4 separate regions of the Homo sapiens genome follow, and regions 1, 3 and 4 are each linked to region 2. The links are chromatin contacts, found by Hi-C or POLR2A ChIA-PET in ENCODE. All regions are on one chromosome and are shown on one strand. The core of a region is the stretch at or near the end of the contact, and the rest is flanking DNA. Distances in the headings are between cores, read along the strand shown. Region 1 holds the start of STK40 (serine/threonine kinase 40). Region 2 holds the start of UTP11 (UTP11 small subunit processome component). Region 3 has its middle 12 kb from the start of MACF1. Region 4 holds the start of MRPS15 (mitochondrial ribosomal protein S15).

The links. Hi-C counts contacts between places; a loop is a spot of excess contacts on that map. ChIA-PET counts read pairs that join two places held with the same protein, here RNA polymerase II (POLR2A). Pooled maps may share reads with other maps.
Region 1: a pooled map shows a loop between it and region 2 (6-fold over the local background). The contact joins the promoter of STK40 here to the promoter of UTP11 in region 2. A Hi-C loop is called at or near these places in 7 of 50 pooled maps. POLR2A ChIA-PET finds 5 or more read pairs at or near these places in 2 of 52 experiments (HEK293 and activated T-cell).
Region 3: a map of chondrocyte shows a loop between it and region 2 (9-fold over the local background). The contact joins the enhancer-like site here to the promoter of UTP11 in region 2. A Hi-C loop is called at or near these places in 1 of 168 maps with a recorded cell type or tissue (chondrocyte) and 4 of 50 pooled maps. POLR2A ChIA-PET finds 5 or more read pairs at or near these places in 1 of 52 experiments (activated CD4-positive, alpha-beta T cell).
Region 4: a pooled map shows a loop between it and region 2 (8-fold over the local background). The contact joins the promoter of MRPS15 here to the promoter of UTP11 in region 2. A Hi-C loop is called at or near these places in 1 of 168 maps with a recorded cell type or tissue (ascending aorta) and 10 of 50 pooled maps. POLR2A ChIA-PET finds 5 or more read pairs at or near these places in 1 of 52 experiments (activated T-cell).

What each region holds. Positions count from the first base shown.
Region 1 is chr1:36,383,072-36,387,173 of GRCh38, reverse strand. It overlaps STK40 (serine/threonine kinase 40), which reads left to right and starts at 1,250. Exons shown (of 11, transcript NM_001282547.2): 1 at 1,250-1,451. LOC124904012 (a long non-coding RNA gene) reads right to left here and starts at 983. Exons shown (of 2, transcript XR_007065779.1): 1 at 847-983; 2 at 1-755. RefSeq lists enhancers at 403-772, 803-912, 1-936 and silencers at 1,143-1,522, 1,673-1,742, 2,043-2,092.
Region 2 is chr1:38,010,358-38,014,444 of GRCh38, reverse strand. UTP11 (UTP11 small subunit processome component) reads right to left here and starts at 1,711. Exons shown (of 8, transcript NM_016037.4): 1 at 1,580-1,711. The coding sequence starts at 1,642.
Region 3 is chr1:39,190,078-39,194,449 of GRCh38, reverse strand. It overlaps a transcript of MACF1 not described here. Among named protein-coding and RNA genes, the nearest start is that of MACF1, 12 kb to the left of the region's middle. RefSeq lists an enhancer at 2,400-2,942. Within about 2 kb of position 1,774, at least 37 of the 41 ENCODE cell types and tissues checked have a DNase peak (open chromatin) inside an H3K27ac peak, as active enhancers do.
Region 4 is chr1:36,461,750-36,466,018 of GRCh38, reverse strand. It overlaps MRPS15 (mitochondrial ribosomal protein S15), which reads left to right and starts at 1,635. Exons shown (of 8, transcript NM_031280.4): 1 at 1,635-1,873; 2 at 2,169-2,213; 3 at 3,856-3,931. The coding sequence starts at 1,744. RefSeq lists enhancers at 822-1,723, 1,480-1,729, 1,129-2,328, 1,724-2,627.

The sequences.
Region 1 (4,102 bases), core at 1-2,500, 1.6 Mb after region 2:
ACATTAATTTCCTTCTCTGAGCACTGGCTTCCTCAGCTGTAAACAGCCTCCTACCTAATACTGTCTCAAGTGCTCCATGCAGAGTGTGGCACAACGGTGGGAGCTGTCCTGATTACTCTTGTTAGTCAGCCCTATCAGCAGCTCAGTGGGCACCAGGCATTCAGAGACAAAGGACACAGGTAGAGGCAGCCAGACTTCACTCATATCAGCTCTTGTGTCCTGGCACTGCCTATGTGGAGATGACAAATGCACATACACACAAGTGGCCACACACCCTAGGAAAACCCAGCAGTGCACACAAGCTTAGACACGTGTGCCCACACATGGATATAGAGTGACCCAGGGGACAGCTGGAAAGACAGCCAAGAGTTAGACATCATAAGCAGCAAACACCCTGACTCACACCTCTGGGACAAGGGAGTGGGGCTACGGCCGCTGGTGCTGCTGCCACTGAGCCCTTCTAGCTGCTTCTGCATGCCAAGGGAGGGAAGCCAGGCTCTTAGAGGGCCCCAGTGAGTCACTTGCCTGATGCAATCCCTTTAAAGGGCTCATCTGCTGGTGCAAGAAGCTGATTCATGGAGGGCGTGGTTGCTGGAGGAGGAGGAGAAAGGGACCGAAACTGCAGCAGGAGGAACTGAGGTTAGATAGCTGTAGTCGCTAATAGGAACGCTTCACTGTAAACCTCCCTGGTCAAGGCTTCAGGGATCTCCAGGTTGAAGGTTGCCATCCTCGGGGTTTCTACAAAGGCGACAGACCTAGAGGGAAATGAATTATGAGCGCTGCGACAGGAATTTCTGTCTTTTATTGAGCCTAACTGCAGGGCTTTCCTCACAGAGTTCCACAAACCGGGAAATGAGGATCAAGGATGAGTCACTTTTCTGATAAATACACTACAATTGGCCGATCTTCCAACCGCTGGGGACTTCAACCTCGGCAGGGGGAGTGTAGGGCCCGCGAGGTTCTGTGGGGTCGGGCGGGGCGGTGCCTCCGTCCCAGCCTCGCCGCAGATATAGATCAGCAGTAAGTACCGCCCCATTAGAGCCTCGGCCTCCAATCGTGTAACAGGTTTCGCCCAGACCCCACCCTGAACCAATCCTCAATCGGACTCTGGCCTCTTGCCTGAAGTCTTCCGCCCATCGTCAAGATGGCGCCCCAATCCGAAAGCCGTGGGGCTGGAGACGCAGGCGGAGGGCGGGGCCCGGGGGGGCGGGGCCGCGGCTAAGGCTGGGGAGGAGGGGGGCGGTGCGTCACTTCCGTTGTCAGGTGGCGGCGCCGCAGCCATGGAGGGAGGCGGCGGCGGCGGCGGCGGCGGCTCGGGTGGCTGCGCTGGGAGGCGGCGGTGAGAGGCTCGCACGCCTCCAGCCCGGCCCCGGCCCCCCGGGAGGGAGAGCCGAGCAGCCCCGGCTCTGGGCTACGGACTATGGGCGAATAGCTCTGACCACCCGGCGAAGGTGAGGGCAGGGGTCCAGGAGCGGGGAGCCGGGTGGGGGTTGCGGGTAGGCGGGGCGGGCCCCGGCGGCCGCGGCGGTGGAATCGGAGTGACAGCCTGAAGCCATCTGAGTGCAGCAGAAATGGCCCCGGCGAATGCCCCCTCCTCCGCTGGGGCTCTGCCCTTCCCCGGCGGCAGGGGCGAGGGCTGCCTCGCGCCGGGTACCGGGAGGCCGCGGGAGCTTCAGTCCCCGCCGCAGCTCTGGGAAGTGGGCACTGCCAGCTTTGCCTAGAGTCACCCAGCCAGTGAGTGAAGCAACCGGCGTGTGAATCCAGCCAGATCTTTCCAAAAAGACACCTTCTGCCTCTCCGTGTTTCCCTCCTAATCCCGAGGGTGACTTGATAGTTAGAACGAGTCCCCAGGGAGGGCCAGCCAGGGCTTCCTCCAAGAGCCCTCACTCTGGCACGGGCGCTACCGCTGCTGGGGAATTTTCATATCCCGGGCGGCGTTCAGGTACGAGTCACAGCTACCTGCTTGCCAAGGCCACGTTTGGCCGGCCTTTTCCAAGGAGAGCTTGCTGTGGTCAGTGTTTCACCTGCCGAGCCGGTCAGGCCCGCCCATTCCCACGCCACTTGGCCCCGCCTTCCAGCCAGTTAGGTAGGGACATTCGGATTCCTGATGCCGAGTTTTCTGCCCACCCCAATCCCCAGGTTTGAAGCCCTTTTGTTAGCGGAAGGAAGAGATGACAGCCGCCCTCTGTGTGGCAGGATAGACTTTGCTCTGTTTTAAGTCACTGGAGGAAACCGGTTGGCTTTGCTTTGGTTTTGAGAACCAGTGGGGAAGAGGGTAGGCATACTGGGCTGGGCGCCTTTCCCTCTTTGAGTAGTTTTGCGTGAGATAAGGAAGAGCAGAATGTGTAATTGTAGGGCCAAAATAATCTTGTTTGTAAACAGTGCCTGTGAGCTCCTTTAGTGCTTCCTAATGGCCGTGCTGTGCAAGTTGTTGGTTGGGTTAATCTAGACAGTCCTCATTCATTCATTCATTCATTTCTCACATGACCACAACAAGAGTCCTTGCCTAGAGGCAAGTGCTAGACAGCATAGTGGTTAAGAGTAGGCTTTGGAGCCAGACTTCCTGAGTTCAAATTCTGGCTCAGCAACTTTCCAGCTGTGTGTACCTGGGCACATTGCTTAGTCTCCCTGTGCCTCAGTGTCTTCGTCTATAAAACAAGGATGATAACAGAGAGAGATATTATGAAGAGTAAAAAGTTAACATGTAAAACATACAACCATGTTTGCCACGTAATAAGAATTCAATAAATGTTATCTATTTTTATTTCAAGGAGCATACAGTCTAATTAAGGGAAATTGACCTGTAAACAAATGGTTGAAATGTGGTCTAAAGAAGCTAGTAGTGGCTGGGCGCCGTGGCTCATGCCTGTAATCCCAACACTTTGGGAAGCCGAGGCGGGCGGATCACCTGAGGTCAGGAGTTCGAGACCAGCCTGGCTAACATGGTGAAACCCCATCTCTACTGAAAATAGAAAAATTAGCTGGGCATGGTGGCACAGGCCTGTAATCCCAGCTACTCGGGAGGCTGAGGCAGGAGAATTGCTTGAACCTATGAGGCAGAGGTTGCAGTGAGCCGAGATCAAGCCAGTGCACTCCAGCCTGAGTAACAGAGTGAGACTCTGTCTCAAAAAAAAAAAAAAAAGAAGAAGAAGAAGCTAATAGCAGCAGCAAGAGAGTACTGTGGGAGCCCAGTGGAGAAAGGGAGAAAGCTGTGAGCTCAGCCTTGGGGGTGGGGTGGGGACGGGAGTGTGCCATGAAAAGGCTTGGCAGAAGTGATGCTGGAGCTGAGTCTAAAAGGAGAGGAGGGGAGGCTTAGCCAGGTGAGAATGAATACTTTGAGAGCGAGATAGACAAATAAACTCATAGTTTATTCCAGAAATCTCAGATTGTTCAATCTAGTGGTATGGAAGTTGATATGGTGCAAGTGAAGCAGTATAGGTTCATGAAAGAATGCCATATTAGCAATTTGAGATATCATGCCCAGGGCAGCCGGGAGCAAGTGAAAAGGTCTGAAGCAGAGGAATGACATGATTGGTTACATATTTTAGAAAGATTTCACTGGAGTCCCAGTAGAGGAGGGAAGGAGGAGGACAGGAGCGACTGAAGGGCTGGAGAACTCTTCGGAGACAAACCTAGGCTTCTGAGAGAGGAGAGTTGGTGCTGGGGCGATGGATCTTTGCTGAGGAAGCACCATGTGCAACCAGTGCCAGATGGCAAGCTCCTGCATTGGCCTGGGCTTCTCTGCCTGGCGCAGAAGTGCCTGGCACATGTGCCCCTCTCTTCCTGGGATTGTAGGTTGCTTGAGCAGCTGGAGAGATAAGACTGCCCTCTCAGAAGGCCAGTTGTAAAGGGTGCTGTGTTTGCTAACTTGTGCTTTTAATCTGACCTTTGGGGAAGGCAGTAGATTGTAATAGTTAAGAGGTTATTTGAGGCCGGGTATGATGGCTCACGCCTGTAATCCCAGCACTTTAGGAGGCCGAAGTGGGCAGATCACCTGAGGTCAGGAGTTCAAGACCAGTCTAACATGGAGAAACCCCTTCTCTACTAAAAATACAAAATTAGCCGGACGTGGTGGTGCATGCTTGTAATCCCAGCTACTCAG
Region 2 (4,087 bases), core at 462-2,961:
AATAACACATACACCCTCCATACAAAATATCTTCAGTAGCTCCCCTGCTGCCCTACTGAAGGATCTGCAGGATAAAGTCCAAACTACCCAAATATGGAACGTTTGTGTCAACGGTTTACCCACCTTTTCAGGATGGTCTTCTTCTCACCTCTTCTACACAGGCCATCTGTTCCTACTCAGCCATGGCCATGCCATGTCCACAGCCAGCTCTGAAAGCCCTCTGTCTTCTCTGCTAATCCAATTCCACTACTTACAACTGTGACTTTGGATATACTATTCAATCTCTTTAAGCACCAGATTCCTCATTTGTAAAATGAGGAATGAGGGTAACATCCACTTCAGAGGGATGTTGTAGGATTACATGAGACAATTGTAAAAACATGCAGGGCTGTGCCTAGCATATAGTAAGTGCTCAAAAGGTGATAGTTTTGGCCGGGTGCAGGGGCTCACGCCTGTAATCCCAGCACTTTGGGAGGCCAAGGCGGGTGGATCACCAGAGGTCAGGAGTTCGAGACCAGCCTGGCCAATCTGACAAAACCCCGTCTCTACTAAAAATACAAAAATTAGCAGGGCATGGTAGTGTGCACCTGCAGTCCCAGCTACTCGAGAGGCTGAGGCAGGAGAACCGCTTGAACCTGGGAGGCGGAGGTTGTAGTGAGGCGAGATCGTGCCACTGCACTCCAACCTGGGCAACAGAGTGAGACTCCATCTCAAAAAAAAAAAGTTTGATATATGCTATTAAGCAGGAAGACTGAACTGTAGTTAAGAGGCCTTAGTTCTATCCCATCAGTCAGCTGCACAACTCTTTCCCCTGTCTTCCTCATCTGTAAAACTAAGTTGGAGCACATATGTATGTCTAAGGGCCTTTCTGAATCAGATATTAAGCACGGGATTCCTGACAGTGTATCAACTGATTCTGCATATAAGCTTATTTCTACTCAACCTCCCTACACAGACACACCCACCATAGAAATCCTAGAACTGTTTACTCTGCCTGAATCTGGTGTTTGTAACTGGACAAGTCACCACTCTGGACCTCAGTTTCCTCATCTGTATAATGGGAATGGAAAAGGCCAACATTAAGGGGTAAGGCTTAAACAAAAAGCACATATGGCAGATCTTCATGAACCACAAGCCCAGCGTGATGATGATACCACATTAGTAACCACAGTCTCTTCGGTCAGGGCCCCCATATGCAGCAGGCGGAGCTGCCCATTAGACGTGGGATCCAATTTCAGCCCAGCAGTTGTTGCCTACATGAGCTCTGACCTCAACTCCTCAGAAGAGACCAGGCACTTGACAGACATCTTACTCAATCACCACACTGAAATCTTCCAGAGCAGGTTTTATATCCCCAAGGAAAGGGGGGCACCCCTGCTTTTCCTAGAACGGAAACGACAAATCCCCTCCACTCGTTCCCACGAAGCTCCGCCCCAGCCACGCCAGCGTCATTAACATACATTTACGTGCATTTATATACTATACAGTTTGGACCCGGATCCCACGGTGGCGACAGGGTTGGGGCAAGGGTAACACATGGCGACAAAGGCCAGCACTTGTGGGGCCTGTATGGTCCTACCTGGCTTCGCTCTCTGTGTTCCCGCTGCCGGGACTTAGCCGCCTTCCGAAAAGCCGCCGCCATGTCTGTACAGCCTTGGAAAAGATCAGTGGAGAACGCCGGATCCGCACTGCCTCTGCCGCCAAGTCCACTGATTCCTACCGGAAATAGGCCTAGCCGCCGGCGGTTTAGAACCGCCTACTTCCTCTAAGCAACCTATCCGGAGCCGGCTTTCAGGAAGTACGTCATTTAACAGAGGCAGTCACCGCAGGCTGCTTCTGGGAAGTGTAGTTTCCCAGATATAGTCTCGTGACTCTATAAGAGCCAGTTCTTATTCGCTAGCGCCTGTCCACGCTACCCAGATCTCGCCTTCGCGCTTGGCCCGCGTGGGCACCTGGGAACACGTGGCTGGCACTGGCCTCCGTCTGAGCTGGGCTTAGCGTGTGCGCATGTGCAGTCACTTACAGCTCGGCACGGGTTGCTGTATCTAGAAGGTATGTTTAAAGCTAGAGCAGTACGGATTTAACAGTTTTGGGGCTGGCTGGGCGCGGTGGCTCACGCCTGTAATCCCAGCACTTTGGGAGGCCAAGGCAGGCGGATCACGAGGTCAGGAGCCTGCCCAACATGGTGAAACCCCGTCTCTACTTAAAAAAAATACAAAAATTAGCTGTGCTTGGTGGTGCGCGCCTGTAATCCCAGCTACTCGGGAGGCTGAGGCAGGAGAATCACTTGAACCTGGGAGGCAGAGGTTGCAGTGAGTCGAGATGGCGCCATTGCACTCCAGCCTGGGCAATAGAGTGAGACTCCGTCTCAAAAAAAAAAAAAAAAAAAAAAAAAACACTGTTGGGGCTCAGGACTCACCACTCCAAAATATGACTGTGGGAGGCCAGAATATGCCACCCCAAAATATATATTTCTCTGGCTTGTTTCTTAAAGCTGGTTATGCTGAGAAACTGCAGATACAGGAGTTGCTCTGAAAAGCTGTCCTTCCTTTTGTAGAAATAAATTTATCACCTACAAAGGAAATCTACATTTTTAGTGAGGTATCTGTGTCAAGAAGAGGGCTGACAACTATTACTTCCTGAGAGATTTTATCTCCATAACAGGACATTTCCTCCTCTCACCTTCCCATAATATGTGTTGCCACCAGCCCCCAGAGGCCCCATGCCACTATTCTTTTCTGTAACTTGGGACACTATATAAACTTCATTCATCTGACCTGTCCATTTTTTGCTCCTCTACAACAGTGTACAGGAAAAAATATTCTATAGAGAGACAAGAGACCTTAAAACCATAACTGGCTCTGCCATTCACTTACAGGCTGTGTGACTTTTGGCAGGTTTCTTGACTTTAATGAGCATCATTTTTCTCAAGCATAAAATGAGGATAATAATAACATACACTTCTTGCCTCATATTGCTGTCAAGAGCTCACAGTTGAACTGAGGAGTCATATCTGTAAAGAGCATAGAAGGAAATCACCCAATGACAATAGCTATAAAGTTCTGAGTCCCTCACATCCCTAAGGGAATGGCTGGTTGACGATATGCGAATCAGAGGCAGTACAAGGTAATGACCCATGAGGTGTGTTCTGATGCCACCCCAGTCAAGGTAAAGTTAGATTCACTGAGCCTCCATCTCCCCATCTGTAAAACTGAGGTAATAATAATACTATACCCACAGGACTGTTTTGATGATTAAACGAAATATGTTGGTTTTTTGTTTTTTGTTTTTTTTTTTGAGACAGAGTCTCGCTCTGTTGCCCAGGCTGGAGTGTAGTGGCATCATCTCGGCTCACTGCAAGCTCCGCCTCCCGGATTCACACCATTCTCCTGCCTCAGCCTGCTGACTAGCTGGGAGTACAGGTGCCCACCACCACGCCAGGCTAATTTTTTGTATTTTTAGTAGAGATGGGGTTTCACCGTGTTAGCCAGGATGGTCTCAATCTCCTGACCTCGTGATCCGCCTGCCTCAGCCTCCCAAAGTGCTGGGATTACAGGCGTAAGCCACCGCACCCGGCCAAAACGAACTATGTTTAAAGTGCTTAATGCTGTTTTTATTCCTTAGCAAGTTCACAATAAAATGGAGTTACTATTGTTATTTTTATTATTACTAAACCTGCTTCTAAGTTTAGAGAGAGGATTGGGCACAGTAGAGCATTCCAGAGGTATTTGGTTTCTTTTCCACCACATGAAACAGGATGTATAATTGCACGCATTTCTCATGACAGGGGTCACTCCTCCAGCTCAGGAGCTCCAGGGAAATCGTCCCCTTAGTCCCCAGAAATGCCAGTCCAGTCGACCAGTGGGCCTGAAAGAGCTGAAAGTATGAGTTTGAGCCTTGCCCATTTAGGGCCTCCTGCATTAACAAAATTCCATCTCATTTATCACTTACCATTGGAAGACAAGGCCCTTTATAACCTGCCTCATGCCCACCTTTCCAGCCTCATTTCCATTAAGAAGACCAGCTGTCAGGCAGGGTGACTAGGTAGCAGCCCCAGCCACTCCTGCCTCTTCCCCCTGAAGAAGGC
Region 3 (4,372 bases), core at 525-3,024, 1.2 Mb before region 2:
CCCGGGAGGTGGAGGCTGCAGTGAGCTGAGATCGCGCCACTGCACTCCAGCTTGGGAAACAGAACAAGACTCTATCACAAAAAAAAAAAAAAAAAAAAGAAAAGAAAAGAAAAGAAAAGAAAAGAAAAGAAATTCCACTTCTGGAAATCCCTCCGGATATGGATTCTGCCCAGGATCTAACTCTAGATGGCCTTCCTATCAAGCTCAGCAACTGAAGGTCTTACCCTTAAGAAAGAAAAGGGAAAGTAACACTAAAGAGGAGGGGCAGAAAATAAAGTGAGAGATGCTCTGGTACAGCACTTAGAAAACTCACTCTTGGCCAGGTGTGGTGGCGCATGCCTGTAATCCCAGCACTTTGGGAGGACGAGGTGGTTGGATCACCTGAGGTCAGGAGTTCGAGACCAGCCTGACCAATATGGTGAAACCCCATCTCTATTAAAAATACAAAATTACCCAGGAGTGCCTGTAATCCCAGCTACTTGGGAGGCTGAGGCAAGAGAATTGCCTGAACCCAGGAAGTGGAGGTTGCAGTGAGCTGAGATCATGCCACTGCACCCCAGCCTGGGCAACAACAGCGAAACTGTCTCAAAAAAAGAAAAAAAGAAAAAAGAAAACTCACTCTTAAACCCAAGTGCCTGCCTCTCTCTCTCTCTCTCTCCCTCTCTCTCTTACCAGGGCTGTAAATATAATTTGTGAGCCAAACCTATATTCAAATTCTGATTTCACAATCTCTAGTTGTGTATCTATGAACCAATTACTTAATCTCTTTAATCCATAGTTATCTCATGTCAAAAAGGGATAATAAAATTACCTCTTCACAGTGTTACAGTGAGGATTAAGTGAGAAAATGCATAATATATTTGGCACACAGTAAGCATTAACTATTTAAAAAGCATTAAACATTGACTCATTAATGCCAACTCTTGTTATTATGATTACCACACAAGAGACCTCCTAGCAGGGCATCAAGTCATCCTCAGTGGCAAATGCAAGAAGGTAAGTGAAAGTAATGTGTGGTATTGAACAGCTCAATGACTAAGTCAAATTAGGCTTCGACAGCATTGCTTCAAAAAGGGAAAGGACAAGAATATCTAGTCAACCTCAACAGCCATATTACCATTTTAAGTAATCTCTCTCTCTGGCATTTTGACCCTTTTCCCCAATGAAATAATATCTATCTAGTAAGCTTTTTCCAGGAAACTCTGGTAGCCAACATCTTAAAGAAATGGAGAAAAAAATGATACGAAGAAAAGAAGCCCTGTCTATGGGGACTGTTCCAGAATCTTGCCCAGGATTGTTATTTTTGTCCAGAAATATTCTTTTTTTTTTTAATTTTTGAGATGGAATTTCACTCTTGTTGCCCAGACTGTAGTGCAATGGCACAATCTCGGTTCACTGCAACCTCTGCCTCCCGGGTTTAAGCAATTCTCCTGCCTCAGCCTCCCAAGTAGCTGGGATTACAGGCATGCGCCACCATGCCCGTCTAATTTTTTTGTATTTTTGGTAGAGACGGGGTTTCACCATGTTGGCCAGGCTGGTCTCGAACTCCTGACCTCAGGTGATATCCACCCGCCTCGGGTTACAGGCATGAGCCACTGCGCTTCGCCCATAAAGTTCTTAATACAAGTTCACGCCTTTTGTTTCTGCTCTAATATTTTAAAAAACATAGTACTGAATATACAAAGATGTCACAATAGACAAGGAATCCAGCTCATTTATCACTAGATTAGTGTTTCTCTTATTGAGAGCCTAACCCTCAGTGACCCCTACTGGACAAAGATAGATAGACACAGAAGACTAAGTTTTTAAACAACAAAGAAAACTGTGTTGCTTTTATTCTGATGAAATTCTCACACATGGAACTTTCATTATACAAGTTCAAGCTTGTGTCAAAATCTATATACACCTGTAACATAGAAGGCAACAATGCTATGTCCAGTCAGCTCATTCCTTTTATGGGAAACATTATCACCATAAAGTTGGTTGGCTTCACGGCTGCCTCAACAGGATCGTCAGTATTTATGGTTTTGTGATGAGTCCTTATAGAGAAAATAGCAGACAGAAAAGGAGCAGTCACTGGCACACAACTCCTACCCCTCAGTACCTTGCAATTTTTCCATTCCCCGAGGTGACTCACTCTTAACACAGCCCAGACTACTTGCCAGCAGTCAGGGCCACTATGTGTGCCTGGTGAGTAATGCTTTCCCCAGCGTGCATCCTCCCAGCTGCCTCTGACTGAACAAGTCATAAAAGGAAATCTGGGTAACCATTTTTAAGTTTTTTGTTTTTTTCTTTTTTTGAGACAGAGTCTTGCTGTGTCGCCCAGGCTGGAGTGCAGTGGTGAGATATCGGCTCACTGCAATCTCCACTTCCCAGGTTCAAGCAATTCTTGTGCCTCAGTCTCCTGAGTAGCTGGGATTACAGGCATACACCACCACACCCAGCTAATTTTTGTATGTTTAATAGAAACGGAGTTTCACCATGTTGGCCAGGCTGGTCTCGAACTCCTGGCCTCAAGTGATCCACCTGCTTCGGCCTCCCAAAGTGCTGGGAGCCACCGTGCCTGGCCCAGTTTTAAGAACACATGTCCCATCCTAAACACAAGGATAGCTCCTCTCAGCTCCCTGCAGGGACTCAGAGTTGTAATGAATTCCCTCTAATGGCAGCCAGGTGGCAATGCAGAAACAGGCAAAGGCAGAAAAGCCAATGAGTATGATTAAGCCCTTACTCTCTAAAATCTGGGGACCACAGCTTCTACTTTGGATAAAACAAAAAGTAATGGGCATGAAGCAGAGCCATCTGCTATCACACAGCATCACACCCTGTGGCACAGCCCTGATGAAAAGCCCAATCTCAGAAGAAGGAGGCAGCCTCTTAAGTATCTGTCCATCCATCCTTAGGTGTCCCAAGTAGTGGATGAGGAAAACGACAGCATCTGTTTTTTTGATTAGTGACTGGCACATTAATTGAAAAATGGACAACAGTTGTAGTTAAACTTTCTCCCAATAGATGTTCCTGGAGTATCTAATCCTTCAGACATGAATCTATGGAGTTAGTGCAAACATTTTGGAAACAGCTGCCAAGAGCTAGGTAAGTGAGAGAAGTGGAGGAAGGTCTTTGACACAGACAATTTACTTCAAAGCTATCTTAAGCAATAATAATTCCTGATAAATTGTCAAACAGGAAAACTTTAAGTAGGACCCAACTGGGCCTGTACTTTACTGCTAGGTTAAAAAAAAAAAAAAAAAAAGAAAGAAAGAATCACCCCAAATACATCATATCCAGTGAATTTTTAAAATTTTCTTAAAAATCAGAGCACCTTCAATACAGTTGCCTACATTTTTTCCCTACCTATAATCCTTGGGTCTCTGATGCTCATATATGCCTGGGAAGAAAACTATTATCCAGCTTAGTTTTTGTTGTTGTTGTTTTGGGGTTTTTTTGTTTGTTTGTTTTTGAGACACAGTCTCACTCTGTCACTCAGGCTGGAGTGCAGTGGTGCGATCTCAGCTCACTGCAAACTCCACCTCCCAGGTTCAAGCGATTCTCGTGCCTCAGCCTCCCAAGTAGCTGGGATTACAGGCACACCACCACGCCCGGCTAATTTTTGTATTTTTAGTAGAGACGGGGTTTCGCCATGTTGGCCAACCCAGTCTCAAACTCCTGGCCTCAAGTGATCCACCTGCCTCGGCCTCCCAAAGTGCTGGAATTACAGGCCACCGCACCACCTCCAGCTCAGTTTTTGACAAAATCCAGAATACTCAAGATCCTGATTTTTATCAAAAAGAGAGAGAAAGAGAAAAAGAGAGACAGCACAAGGCGGTGGCTCACGTCTGTAATCGCAGTACTTTGGGAGGCCGAGAGGGCAGATTTCTTGAGCCCAGGAGTTCGAGACCACCCTGGGCAACATGGCAAAACCCTGTTGTTATGAAAAAATACAATAAGTTAGCTGGGTGTGGGGATGCACATCTGTAGTCCCAGCTACTCACGCCACTACACTTCAACCTGGGTGACAAAGCAAGATTCCATCAAAAAAAAAAAAAAAAAACAAAAACAAACACACACACACACACACACACAAAAGAAGAGAAAGAAAGAAAGAAAAGACAAGAAAAGAGAAAGGAAGAGAGAGGAGAGGGGCGGGGAGGGGAGGAAAAAAGAAAGAAAGAAGAGAGAGAGGCAGCGAAGGAGGGAGAAAAGAAAAGAAATTACCTATGGCATACCTAATTACTAAAACCAAAAAGATATTGACAAAAATTTTCAACAAGAATGAAACAAAAAGCACTCTCTGGTTAACCTTTGATAAACCAGAATATCTAAATAAGCACATATCAGATTTTATCAATGCATTTAGACATTACAGAACTAGAGA
Region 4 (4,269 bases), core at 386-2,885, 1.5 Mb after region 2:
CAGGGCCCAGCAGTCAGGGGGAAACTTCTCAGAGTTGGTCCTTTCTTCCTCCCTCCCTTCCTTCCTCCCTCCCTTCCTTCCCCCCTTCCTTCCTCCCTTCCTTCCTTTCCCTTCCTTCCTTCCCTCCTTCCTTCCCTTGCTTCCTTCTGCTAGCTCTCAGTATCTAGGCCCTATGCAAACGACTCAGCTCAGTTCACCCTCAGAGAGCTGCATTCTAGTGGTGGAGACTTGAAAACTGATCCTTAGGGCACAGTGGCATGGGTTACACGGGGGGAGTGACAGTGCGGTGGGACACGGTGAAGAGACTTTGGAAAAACTAACCCCTGTTGGGGAAATAAAATTAAAGACAAAATCCCCTGCCAACGCAGAAAACCTCTTCACAAGGGTAGAAAAGAAAGAAAACAGTGTTATTATTGAATAAGCATTAAACCGGAATGTGATACACTGGTGATCCACTAAAGAGACTGCAAAGAGACAAAAATCTTACTCTTTTATGTAGCAAAGTGAATACAACTTACTGTATCCATTTTCTCAAGATAAACAATAACTGGTCCTCAAGCAAGAGGACTTGGCTGCACCTCACTCTAAATTTACCTGGTAAGTGGGAAGCCACCTGTGTCTGCTAATTGCCTTTATCCAAAGGAAAAATCGATTTCCCCTATCTTTATAACAAAGGGTAGGTTGCAACTAAGAGCTAGGCACCAACTGAAGTTAGGCTCCTACCCTCCCACAGGAACTGAGAGAGAGCACTATCTTCCTTAATTATTACATTTCAAAGGGTTGGCCCCCAGGTCCTTGAGAAAAACATTCCGGGGTTGTAAAACTGGCAAGAGGTTTATTTACCTTTTAAGAAGATTTACATTCATCGCAAAGCAGTAGAGAAAGTATTCACAATTACAAGTTTTCTAAAGTAAATGCTCTCAGAAAAGTGAGGGGAAGGAGTCTTTTCCCTTTTTGCGCCAGGGAAAATTAAATTTTCTTTTTCTTCTAATTTGTATCCACCCTTACACCACTCATTTCACAAATAACGTCACCGTAAAGATTTACTAAATGCTCACTATATACCAGGTGGTCTGCATACAACTCAGTTAATCCTCTCAACAACCTAAAAGAGAGATATTGTTATTACTATCCCTACAGGGCCCACATAGGTTAAGTGACTTGCCCACAAGATCACATGTTGAGTAAATGGCTGAGTTAGGATTCCAGACCAGGACTGTGCGATTCCAAACTCAGCGACTTTAGTCTCCAGGCTACGAGGCTGCCAGAGACATGGCTGAAACCCAGTAGTAGTTCTTACACGGTCCCATCCTTGTCTAAGGGAGGGGTGAGGTGGGGTGGAGAGGGGATTGGGTTGGGGGTAGAAGGCTACCGCAGGCGCCATGGACCTCCCAAAATAACCCTGGCCCGAGGGCCAGGAATGAGATTAAGGACGGAACGCATGCCCTCCAAAAAGTGGCATTTTAGAATTTATACAGCACCCCAGCACGCTGCTAAACGTGGGCACACAACCACCACGGCCCGATCACGCGCAGCGGGAACCCGGTCTCTGAGCTCCGCCCCGTGCGTTGCGTCATCAGAGTCACGCCACCTAATCCATTCTCTCGGTCTTCGTCTGCTCCGGTATTGCAACTGCCTCGATTGGTCGATCCTGGGCCAGCATGGCGGCGCCCATGTAACCCGGTCCGTGCCGCAAAGCGAACGGCGGCCGCGGCGCGGGCCCCGCGGGGGTTAGAGGTCACCATGCTGAGGGTCGCGTGGAGGACGCTGAGTTTGATTCGGACCCGGGCAGTTACCCAGGTCCTAGTACCCGGGCTGCCGGGCGGTGGGAGCGCCAAGTTTCCTTTCAACCAGTGGGGCCTGCAGCCTCGAAGTGAGGAGCTGAGAAATGGGACGGCGGGCGTAGGGAAACAGGGTTCGGCGAAGATAGGGAATAAGGAAGCACAGGAGTAGGGGAGATATACAGCGGTCAGGATAAGGGGGAAAGGGCGGTGGTTGCGCAAGAGGTGAAACAAGATGTGAGAGACAAGGGGTAGGGAAGAAATGGGGCAGCGGTTAGGTTCAGAAGCGCATAGACCGTGGCGGACGGGCAATGCGAGGGGCACAGAAAGGAACTGAGGGGTGGGCTATTTAAGGAGATGGTCCTCAGCCCTCTCTTTTCTGCGTAGGTCTCCTCCTCCAGGCCGCGCGCGGATATGTCGTCCGGAAACCAGGTAGGAGTTCCTAAGGTGGGACTTGGGGCGGAAGAGAGACCTCCTGGAAGGCTGGGGTGGGTAAGGGGACCGATGTGGCGAATTAGAGCCACTAGATGAGGTGAGCCAGAGGTCCTGAGCAAAAGACCCCACGTCCACCTTACACAAAGCCCTAGGCCTGCAGCCTGTATGGGGACAGAGGGGTGTGAAGGGCGGGAGCAGGAGCTTTCCAGGTGAATGAGTGAAAATGAGCTTCCCAGAGGGAGTGCATGGCTGGCACCACCCAGGCCTACCTAGAGTATGGCACTTTGTGTCTGCGCTTCTGAGATGCAGGATGTAATTTCCCATTGCAACTCAGTATGCATAGTAGTTAAGATCCTTCTTATTAGGTAAATGATATGGGGCAAGGTACTTCCTCTCTCTGATTCTTATTTCTAAAATGAGTGTGAAAGTATCCATTTGCAAGGATTGTTAGGATTCAGCGATAATACACGAAAAGCACCCTTAACGCTGTGCTCAATTAAATATATTGATAGTATATATTAGAATTTATTATCTGGGGCCGGACGCGGTGGCTTACGCCTGTAATCCCAACACTTTGGGAGGCCAAGGTGGGCAGATCACTTGAGTTCAGGAGTTCGAGACCAGCCTGGCCAACATGGTGAAACCTCGTCTCTACTAAAAATACAGAAAAAAATTAGCCAGGTGTGGTAGCGCGCGCCTGTAATCCCAGCTACTCAGGAGGCTGAGGCAGGAGAATCGCTTGAACCTGGGAGGTGGAGGTTGCAGTGAGCCGATCGTGCCACTGCACTCCAGCCTGGGTGACAGAGCGAGACTCCATCTCAAAAAAACAAAAAAGAAAGAAATTATTGGCTGGACATGGCCCCAACATTTTGGGAGGCCAAGGCTGGAGGATCACTTGAGGCCAGGAGTTCAAGACCAGCCTGGGCAACATAGCAAGACCCAGTCTCTACAAAAAATAAAATAAGTAGAATTTATTGCTATTAATATATTTTTAATATAATTCTTTTCTGCCTCCCTATCAGAATCAACTTGAGCTGTTACAGACAGAAGAGGCCCATTAATGTTATTTGCATAGCAGGGTCTGACTGGAGAGGATAAGTCCATCTACTCTATGCCTCTTCCTCATCTCCAAGGGATAGCAGGGGTGCACACACCAAGACTGAGGTTTTCCTGTGATCTCTACTTGGTGCTTACATTTCAGGCATCGTACAGCTAGCTGCCTTTCCTCAACCCCCTTAATTCATACATGCAGTCAGCCAGCAAGTGTTTGTTGAGTGCCTAGTCTAGGCTGAGCCATGGGCCAGACTATGGTGGATTCCAAGGGAGTCAAACTCTGTCCTATCCACAGGAGGACCCATCCTAGTGGGGGATCTGAGAACTGTAGAGCCAGATAGGTGTGTGAAAGGTGCAGGCACAGTGTAGGGTCTTGGGAAAAGCCACCTACTCGCAACATGAAATATCAAAGCAGGTGCCCACGGAGTTTGCAAAGGAGAAACTGAGCCGAGAGATATCCAGTGCTTTGCTTGAGACCCTGAATGTCCCTTCTGGAGTTGGAGAGTGGGTGAAAAGAGCCAGGTCTGGGAGGGTGGGCAGCGAGAGTTGACTCTGGGTGTTTTCTATCCCCATATTTACTTGACAGCCCAGTCTAGGCTGGATGATGACCCACCTCCCTCTACGCTGCTCAAAGACTACCAGAATGTCCCTGGAATTGAGAAGTAAGCAGGAAGAAACCTAGTAGAGGAGGCAGGGGGCCCTGGGAGGATTGTCGGGGAGTGGGGAAAGACAGTGGCTTTGAGACTTGGCTTGCTGTAGCTGAAGCTTGATCTAGAAGGAGGCAGGGGCCCAGGTGTCCAGGTGTGGTGAGGGTGGGTGGTCAGCAAGGCAGATGGCACTCATGGAGCTCGGCTACTTGGGGGTTTTTTTGTACTCTAGATGAACACCCTGTACCACTAGATTCCAAGGAGCTAACATACTTCACAGGTCTTTGTAGAAATCTCTCATCTCTTGTTCCTCACAAAAGCTGTATGTCCCCATTTTATAGATTTTCAAGCTG